Linked DNA regions of Mus musculus: region 2 is linked to region 1. A link is a loop called in an ENCODE intact Hi-C map of the cell type or tissue named here. Cell type or tissue: left cerebral cortex. All regions are shown on one strand.

Region 1 (5,000 bases):
GAGGCAGGGGCAAGCAAATCCCTGCAATTTTGAAGCCTGCCTGTTTTACATTTTGAATTCAGAGCTAGCCAGGACTACATTATGAGACTGTGTCTAAAAATGCAAATTGCAAGGGCTGGAGATGTGGCGCAGCAGTTCAGAAGAGTTACTGGTCATGCAGAGGAACCTGGTTGAGTTCTTAGCAGCCACACCAGGCAGCTAACAACCACCTGTAACTCCAGTTCCCAGGGATCTAGCTCTGGTCCCATCTTGTGGACTATATTAGCACTTGTACACATGTGTTACAGAAAAAACTTAGCAAGCATATACATATTCCTGTAAGATTAAAAATTGTTTTTAAAAATTATAAAAGAACTTTGCCCTCAGTGAAAGTTCAGTTGGTCGCTGACTTATAATAGTCAGGAGAATAAACTCCATCTTTTTCAGCTTTGGCACGGCCCAAGAATAATAGCATCCATCACAAGCACTGTGAGAATGTTGGATCCTCCTCCTCCTCCTCCTCCTCCTCCTCCTCCTCCTCCTCCTCCTCCTCCTCCTCTTCCTCTTCCTCTTCCTCCTCCTGACTCAGAGTGCACAATCCTGCCCTGGTGCTAGGCAGTAGCTGAACCACAGCTCCCACTCAGCTGGGAGCAAGAAGGGAAGCAGCCAGCAATCTGCAGAGTCCTGTGTTCTGACCTGTGGCATCTGGGCTGGATTATTTCAACTTGTGGGTTCATCTTCATGTAGCCATGTCATTAATCAGGGAGCATCTGCACTTTTAAACCATCAAAAAATAAAGTTCTAACTTTCTCTTTTCCCCACTGTGCAACTCGGCTGCTACTGAAAATTCACTTCTGTTTGTTGCCTAGAGTCCTGAGCCTCTCTGTACCTCTGTCTGAGCTGCAGAGCTCTTCTCCAGGCTGCAGTGGGGGTACTCACTGCGAGCTTCAGCACTTGCCGCTGTGGACTTCCTAGAAACGATCTTCAACTGCTTCAAGTAAACCCCATGAGGCTGCTGTGCTTGTTTACAAATGTGAAATCGAGCAGTAAGTTGCTTCTCTCATTTACTATGTGAACATCTTTTCAACAAACATGTAGGGGTTTTAAATATTACAAACCATGAAAAGCAAACTTTTCTCTACTGAAATACACATTTTTTTTCGTTGTGTGATTTTTATCAAAATGCTGAAATAAACAGTTTTGTGCATTCCCTCAGTGTGTCAATATGTTAAATTCTTAGACATGGACTTGCTTCTCCAAATGATTTTTAACTTTTTAAGGCAACACACACAGTTTAGTTTCCAGAAAACATAAAAGCAACTGGGTAGTAAACCAATCAGGCTGGACAGCCAAGAATTTAAAAGTCAAGCAAGTATTTTGAGGAGATACAAGGATCCCTGGGGTTCCCTTAGCCAGCCAATCTAGCAGAATTGGTAAGGTCTCTAGGTTTTGTGAACGATTCTGTATTGAGAAGGAGAAGTAATTAAGGAAGATACTCAGCATTGGCCTCAGGCCTACAACGTGCACATGAACACACACACACACACACACACACACACACACACACACGCAAACAAGGATATGTATGAAGCAGGCTAATGATGGGTGACAAAATGGAATCTTAGAAGTAATCCAAAGGACTGTTTTCCAGGAAAGGGTTTTGTAACCTGAAAATTTTCCCACTTTACTGTTTTAAAAATAATATCATTTTAAATCAAAGAGTTCTACTGTAGTATTTTATTTAACACAAAATTGTATTGCAATGCATGAAATAAAATACTGTTTCCAAAATTGTTTTAGAGAAACACAAAGGAAGTCAATAATAAAAGTGGACTAAAGATTCAACAAACAGAAAAAATCAGAAAGGTAATAGACTTCAATTCACCGTATGTGACGATCACTAAATGTGCACGCTCCAATAGGAAGGCAGGAACAGTCTAAAATGTATGCTGCCACTTTAAACAGTCTTGCATGGGAAAGAATCAGATATACTACTTACATAGCATTCATAAGAAAGGTGACATGGCTACACATAAATGTAAAGTAGACCAGAATGTGAAATTTTATGTTGATCAAGAAGGGCATGTTGTGATGATAAAAGGTCAATGTACCGAGAAGACATAAATCGCTATGTCTCAAGGGAGTTTCAAGGATGAGAAAAACTGACAGAATTCAAAGAAATAATAGACAAATCCAGTCTTCCTTGTTAGAAAACTCCATAGTTTCTCAGAATTAGACGGAAAAACCATTAACATGGAGGTCAGAAAGCTGGCAGAGACGGTTCTGGCACTCAAGGAATTGAAAACACTGTGTTTCTGTTGACTGGGAGACAAAGCTCTTCCTCTTACTGTTACTACACAGAGGCAAGGCTGTATGTACCATTGTGTAACCAACACTGACCTGAAATTTGGAAAAAGACAAACCCAGAAGCCAGTAATGAGAATCCCTTAACTAATACGACAGGATCGCTTATTCCTGACTTTAAACTAGTTCTGTATTAGAAGAGGTAAGGTAGGTGACCTAGCGGTTCGGGTGAAGGGCTTCGTTAAGCATGGTGGCAAGTTTCTACCTACCTGGAAAGCTTGCTATGAGTGTTACAGAGGGGGTGAAGGGCAGAGACAGGTGCGGTGACTCGGAGAACAGCCAAGAGGAAGCGGTTGTTGGAGGCGGCCAGAATGAGGGGAAGTATAGGGCTGGGTAAAGGAGGTTTGGGGGAGCCGTGGACACTACATTGTGTAGATTCTTTAGTTACAGTTAAGGAAACCCCAACAGGGGTGCACCTTGTGCAGGCAGGGTCCACAGTGGCGACAAGGCAGGGTCCACTGAAGGCGAAGGACAACCTTGGCAGGGCTATCTAGCGCCTGCACGCAGGTGCTGCACCCAGAGAGCTCAGAGCCTGGGGACACTCGGACAGGACTCCGCGCGGGTCTGAAGCACTCGTGGAATGCCAAAACCATCTCTGTCCCGCGTCACGGCAGCCCACGCTCGGGCACCCCCTGGCGGAGCTGGTCGGCGGCGCGGGGGCAGGTGCCGGGCGGAGCCGGGCGCACGGGGCGGGACGAGGCGGGCGGAGGGCGGCGGCGACCGCCGGTCCACAGAGGCCGCGCGCCCAGCCCGCCCGCACCGCGCCATGGCCCCGCGCGCCCGGCGGCGCCGCCAGCTGCCCGCGCCGCTGCTGGCGCTCTGCGTGCTGCTCGTTCCACTGCAGGTAAGGATCCGCACCGCTGTCGCCTGTGGTCCCCCAGGGTCGAGGTCCTCTGGCGCGCCCCAGCCTCACGAGCACCAGGTGAAACTCGGGGTATCCGGATGGAGACCCCAGCTGGTGCGTGGATCTAAGGGACGGCGACTGGGAGGGTGCTGCGGCTTGGAAAGCTGAGGTTTGCAGAAGCCGGAACCTGGGCCACGGGATCTGTGGAGCACGGAGCTTGGGTGCTACCTTGTTTCTCCGGGTGCACCTAGTAGGCTCTTCCCATCTGTAGCTAACGCGGACCTCTGCGACCCTCAGTAAGATTGTATGTACAGACCAGGTTAGTGATTCCTTCCTAAAACCTGCTACCCTTGGGGGCGTGCTTTCAATCCGCGTGGGTCCCTGGGAGTGCAGGGTCCCTGACTTGGTCTTCACACCCTTCCCTATTTTAGTTTTCTCTCCATCTGCCCCACTGCGAAGGCGGAGAAGTGTAGGAGAGATGTCCTGGATGAGAGTTGGAAGTTTCTTTGGCCAAGCTGACAAGCTTTCCTTTTCGTATGTTCCCTTTTCTCCCTCCGCCCCACAAACAGTTCATGGATCGGCAGGAGTTGCTTGTGCTTAGAAACCTTTGACCATGTTAGGATGAAATATGTCTTTGCAATGGCAGAAACTAGGGTAGTGATGTGCCTCGAGCTATTACTGATGCCAAGAACAAGCCTTGCAATCCCTGCCTCCACCTGGGATGGGTCTGGGCCCAATGGTGATGGACAGGATGTAACTAGAATGCATAGTACTTGGGGACCAGGGCTTTTCTGGCAGCTCTTCAGGCACCATCAGCAGCCTAGAGGAGGAGGCAAAAGTCAGTGTGGAGAATCTCCTCCCTGCAGCCTAAGTCCCTGCAGGAAGAGCTCCCAGATCCCTGAATCCCGCGTTAGGGTCCCTCTGGAGTCGCTAGTGCTTGATAAAGAGCTTGGATCCCAGTTGCTGGTCTGCTGGCAACTGAGGAGTCTCACTGCGGTTCCCGGGAGTGATTTCTTTACCACCGTGTTACTCAGTGTGGCAGCCACCCCAAGCACCAAGCCAAATGTTCACTTCTGTCCGGGTAGACTGAGCTGTTCAATGAAGGGAAGCCTGCTAAACATCATGTGCGCTTGGGGGTTCCTCTGCGGGAAGGGAAAATGTCAGCGAGGTTTCTTGGCTCAGCAGTTTTAGATTCTCCTTTCTCCTGTTAAAACAGTCTTTGGCTTCTGTGAATGTCACTGCCCTAGGTGACCTGGCTGTGTTTGAGGTAAGGAGAGAAGAGAAAGGCAGCTTAGCTGACACCAGGACAGAAATAGTGCAAATGTACTTAAAAATTGGAGCTGCACAGTAAAAAGACTCGCTCTACTTCATTGCCAGCAAATTGGGTCTCTTAGAGTGGGTGAGGGAGGGCAAGGCGCGAGGACCTAACAGAATCGACCATTTGAAGCACTTCAAATGTTGCTTGCTTAATGAAGTGATCAACAGGTCGGACAGGGAGCTACCTTTAAAAACAAAAACAAAAACAAAAACAAAAACTAAAAAACCGGGTCTCTATCAATAGCTAGCTGCCTCAGAAAACCTGCCTGACCACACAGTGAGAGGGAAAAACGTACCCACATTTGATTCTAATAACAGACTAGCATAGCGTTTGGAACTAGCTGGCAGTTCTCCTATTTTGTATGTATGTCTGTGTGCAGGCATGTGCTGGGTGTGTTCTTGGCTGTGCTGGGTATGGGACCAGGGGCTGGTCTGCGAGGACCAGGGGCTGGTCTGCGAAGACCAGCATCTCACCACTAAGCTACATCCTCCACCT
Region 2 (5,000 bases), 170 kb after region 1:
AACAGTTCCAGCTATGAAAGGCGTTTAGGCCCTTGAGTGGCATGTAGAGCCACTGAGATACGCTGATGGTGTTTAAGACAGGCTCAGGGCAGTGCTGTGTAAGAGTTGTGGCAGATTCAATACACACAGAATTTTTCTAGTCTTGCCCTCAACTGTTGCTTTTAAAATTAAATACGTTTCCTGCAACTTATCTTTCCTCACTCCCTGGTTCATTCCATGGCTTTTATACTGCTTTCCTGCACCAGCTTGAAATCACGCCATTGTATCTGATGAGATCTTGGGCTTCTAGAAAAAATGATCTGGAAATGCCATCTGGCTAAACCATTAGATGTGTCCAGGCAGACACTCTGCAGATTATCTCCAGGAAGGAAGAAAAATAGATGAGCGTCTTAGAACTATTTATACAGTCATCCTTCAGGCTTTGGCCTGGAAAACAAGAAACTGGGACTTTCAGGTTTTTTGATTGCCTCCCCCACCCCCGCCGCCACCACCCATATTTTGTGAAGTTTAAAGTATAACCATCTGTTTCAAGAGATATAAAAATCTTGAATTCAGTCTTTCTCCACATCAACGGGATACTAACCCTTTGGGAAATCTTGTACTGACGTGTTCTGCTAATTGTGGCAAAACCAGAATACCACAGCTCATTGTCTGCGCACTTCATAGGCTTTCTCACGGCTGCTGAAGGAGCACTGGTCTCTGAAATGCTGACAGTGTTTCTTCCCTGTTTGATGATGGACGGTGATGCAGTCCTTACTGTTTATGTTTATTCTGTTTAGAACATGCTTGCTTCAACAGCTCACATGCTAACGTTGGAGCGCTATTGAGAGCATTAGCATGGCCTCTGCGCAAGACTGACCCGCATATCTGGGAAGTGGTTTATATTTAAAAAAAAAAAAAAATCACCAAGACAATTGCTGGTAATTCAAAAGCATTTGGTGATCAATTGAACTTGCATTCATTCTTATAGCATAAAAGGATGTGTGAGTGAAGAACACTGCTCTAAAATTCACCATCAGAATTCTCATCCCAGGCCTAGTCGGCCATCACTGGAAAGAGAGGCCCATTGGACTTGCAAACTTTATATGCCCCAGTACAGGGGAACACCAGGGCCAAAAAGGGGGAGTGGGTGGGCAGGGGAGTGGGGGTGGGTGGATATGGGGGACTTTTGGTATAGCATTGGAAATGTAAATGAGCTAAATACCTAATAAAAAATGGAAAAAAAAAAAAAAAGAATTCTCATCCCAGCTCCACTGAGCACCCACTCCATTAATGTGCTAGATTCAATAGTTTTCCCAAAAGTCAGAGGCAAAATATGACATTATGGCTACAGGAGACCACCTCGGGAACCTCTCTGCACTGTCTCCTTAATTTTTCAAAATTCCAATTCACTCTTTCTCTGTCATCTTTCAGAAATAATTTCCTGTTCCATTCTACTAATTGTAGCGGTTGGTGTTCTCTTGCAAATTGTGTTACCACTACCCCCCCTCCCCAAAACAACAACAACAACAACAAACACGTTGCAGTGTCCTACACACAGGCTAAAAGAAGCCTGCCCCCAGGCTGGATTTGATTGTGGTACAGCCAATGGCTGGGCAAAGGGGCACAGGACAGGACCCTTAGAGTTGTGCGGGGTAAGACGCAGGAGGAGGAGGAGGAGGAGGAGAAAGCTAGAATTGTGCTGACCCAGGAGAGACACAAGCAACAGACTTAGAGCTGCAGACGGAAAATCATCTGAAATGTAGGAGTAAAGCAGCCTCCAAAAGGGCCGCCCAGAAGCGTCTTGGGCAGCAAAGACCAGTGGGCTTCGCAGAAGGTAACAGGGCAGCAAAGTTAAAGTAGATTTAAAAGATGTTGAGCCAGGAGTACCAGAGGGAAGGACATGCTAGCCTCGGAAGGCTTACAAGTGCCCAGCCACTGAGCTAATAAGCCATGTTAAAAATAAGCTTTTGTGTATGTGTGTGTGTGTGTGTGTGTGTGTGTGTGTGTGTGTGTTTCATTCGCAGATCCAAAAATAGCTCCTGGGCAGGGGTGTGCGTGAGACCTGCCGGGAGCCAAAGCAGTGTAACAAAAAACTCCCGCTACAACTAATAAGCTCGTATTGAGCCCTGTTGCCTATTAATAAGCTCTCATTGAGCACCAATTGTTTTCTGAGCAACGTGTTGAGTGCTGAAGATAGAGATATACACTAAGAACAAGCCATGTAGAGCACTACCTACCACACAGTAAGAGTGTTCCAAAGCAGAGTTGAGGGATTGGTGGGGAGGGGCTACTATTCATAAAGCAGAGAATCATACATTCTCCCACACTGTAGGACTCGGCTATTTGGTAGTTAATTCCTTCTTATTTTATTATTGCACCTACTTTTAAAATCTCTGTATGTTCAAAATATGCTTTTCATCTTCTTTTACTCTGCCTGTCTTACTGCGTGTCTCACAGATAAATATAACCTTTCCTTGCACCGGCTGGCTGGATTTGTTGGAGATGTAGAAATCAGGGGGAAGGAAGATCTGGCGCAAGCAGAACTGCAGCAGCTGCCTGAGTTAACAGGCCGAAGCCAGAGTGTGGAGACAAAATTGGCAGCTATGTCACACTTGCCTAGCAAATATGCCTCAGGCTATCAAGGGAAAGGAACAACAAATGACTCAGGACTAGGAAAGCTCCCCCTAGCTACAAAGAAAACAGAGGGGAAGGCCTGGTAAGGTCTTAACAGGACTCCCAACCACAGGTACCTCAGGACACCGGTGCTGTGTCTGTTCCTACAGATGATCAACTTTAGAGCCCCGTAGGTGGGACATAGGACAAATCAAACGTAAAGGACAGGAGTGAGGAGGTGGTTTGCAGGTGAAGAGACTGTGACTTTGAACTATGATGTAAAAGAAACAAGTGGTGGCCCCCTCTTCACCCCTGCCTCCCCACCCCCATGTTAGCAGTTAGTCTGGGTGTGGTGCCCCAGTCCTCCCGGCCACCACCCCCATACCCCTGGCAATGGACAAACACCTTGTTTGTGGGGTGTTCTTATATCAGTCATGGGCAGAGCAGATGGCAGTTTTTTTGTTCATCCTGACTTGATGCCTGGCTTGAAGGCTAAAGTTGCTTTATGCCTAGGCTTTAGAAAAATCAAATTAAATTAAATTGAGGCAGCGCTGCACAGGAGAAGGAAGACAAACACCTGTGGGCGACCATACCTACCACCCACAAACCTGCCCTCCAGCACATGGCACAGGCAGGCCATAGATACCTGCTTTCTGCTGCAACACACAGCACACAACACACAGCATGGATAGAGGATGTCACCCAGGGGCCACCAACCGCACGGCCAACCTGCAGCAGGAGCCACCACAATGTGTGAGCATGCGGTGGGCAGATGGAGAGAAAGTCCCATCTGTGGGGCAGCTTGAGCATTATGAAGAGAGATGGATCTGGAGACTTGAGGGTAGAGAGGAGTAGCCTGTTGTGAGTGGCCAGCCTGGTCACCTGGAGTCATGGTGAGGTCCCCGCTGGAGTTGTCACTGAGAGCCAAGTCTGGGTCTGTGGCTCTGCAGCAGCATGAGTTGATGTTGATGTCTATGGCTCATATTACCACGACAGAAGATGGGCACATCCCTGTTTGAGGCAGTCACAGGGACCTGTGGATGGCTAGGGGCTGTGCATAAATTCTCCTTGTCCCTCACTGGATGCAGTGTTTGGGGAAAGCTGGCCCCACCTCTCACTGGTGGGAACACTCGGTTGGGAGAGTGGGCCCTGCACCTCACCGAGGCAGCACAGTGGAGCTAGCCCTGGTGGGAGCAGTGTGGGAGTGCTGACCCTGCCACCCATCTGCCATGGGATGGCACGGGCACAGAGGTTGATGCCCTTCATCCCACACCCTGCCACCTCTGGTAGTTGGGAAAGCTCCCCACGGAGTCATGGGCTCAGGAGAGCTAACCCTGTCCATCACCAGCTACAGCACTCAGGAGAGCAGACGCTGTACCTCATCTGGGCAGCACAGTAGAGCTGGACCTGGTGGAGAGAGCACAAGTGAGCCAGCTCCAAGGGCACTGGGAGAGCTGGCCTCACCACTCATCTGGCATGAGGTGGCACGGGTGTGGGGATGATGTCCTCCACATCACCCCCTCACTACCTGCAGTAGTCAGGAGAGCTGGCCTTGGAGGCATGAGAGCAGGACAGCTAGCCCTGCCTCACCTGGGCAACACAGCCCTCATGGTAAAGGCATGGGTGAGCCAGCCCCAAAGGTGTGAGAGCCTGAGAGAGCCGGTCCAGCCCCTCACAGGCTGCAGCCCTTGGGAGAGTGGGGCCCTCACCTTGACTGAGAAGCACAATGGAGCTGGCTCTGGAGGGGTGGGCATGAAAAAGTTACCCCCCAAGGGCATGAGAGAGGAGATCAGCAGAAGGCAGCAATGCCAGCTGATGCCAGCATTGGGTTTCCTAGCTGGAACAGTGCTGGAGAGCTCATATGAGGGGGTGTGGAGATGAGCTGGGTGGGGGTGCGTGATGGGAAACTCACAAAGAACCAATACAAAGTTTAAGACAATAAATAAAATTACAACAAAAGAGATATCTTCACTGAAGGAAATGTGTTTCTTTTAGCAGAAAAAAAAAAAGAAGTTGCACAAATAGTACTCTAGCTTGTATTTAATTTTAAAGTTTATTGCACTGTAATTTAAAAATATTTTTACTACTCTTCATTTGTAGAATTTATTGAAACATATTTAATGTATTCTACTAAAGCTTTTTCTGTGACAGTTTTAAAACAAGATGCACCATTAAGTTTTATACCAAAGGAATCCATCTATTTCATTGCTGTGCCCTTAGCACCAAAATTGTTCTGGCCCCCAAAGAAGCATTTAGTGGGTATTTGTAAAATTAATGAGTGAATTTACTGACACACAAAACTATAACTTTGCCTGCTGAACATCTTAGGGAGAGTATAATTGAAATACATTATATATTTTCAAAGCATGAGCATGTTGTATTAATGGGAAGTTAAATTTATTTTC

The links. Peaks named below come from ENCODE experiments on the same cell type or tissue, not always from the same donor. Only the 100,000 strongest peaks of a DNase experiment are listed, where the experiment ranks them.
Region 2: a loop joins it to region 1, with 4 times the contacts of the local background. A loop is called at or near these places in 2 of 42 quality-filtered maps.

The regions. Positions count from the first base shown.
Region 1 is chr1:105,777,643-105,782,642 of GRCm38, forward strand. It overlaps Tnfrsf11a (tumor necrosis factor receptor superfamily, member 11a, NFKB activator), which reads left to right and starts at 3,081. Exons shown (of 10, transcript NM_009399.3): 1 at 3,081-3,187. The coding sequence starts at 3,110. In left cerebral cortex, a CTCF peak has its summit at 2,963 (motif pointing left); DNase peaks (open chromatin) are centred at 2,677, 2,985, 3,688 and 4,277; H3K4me3 peaks cover 2,024 bases; H3K27ac peaks cover 875 bases.
Region 2 is chr1:105,944,772-105,949,771 of GRCm38, forward strand. Gm26214 (a small nuclear RNA gene) reads left to right here and starts at 785; the gene lies at 785-889. In left cerebral cortex, a CTCF peak has its summit at 2,668; DNase peaks (open chromatin) are centred at 398, 586, 2,523 and 3,176; H3K27ac peaks cover 1,144 bases.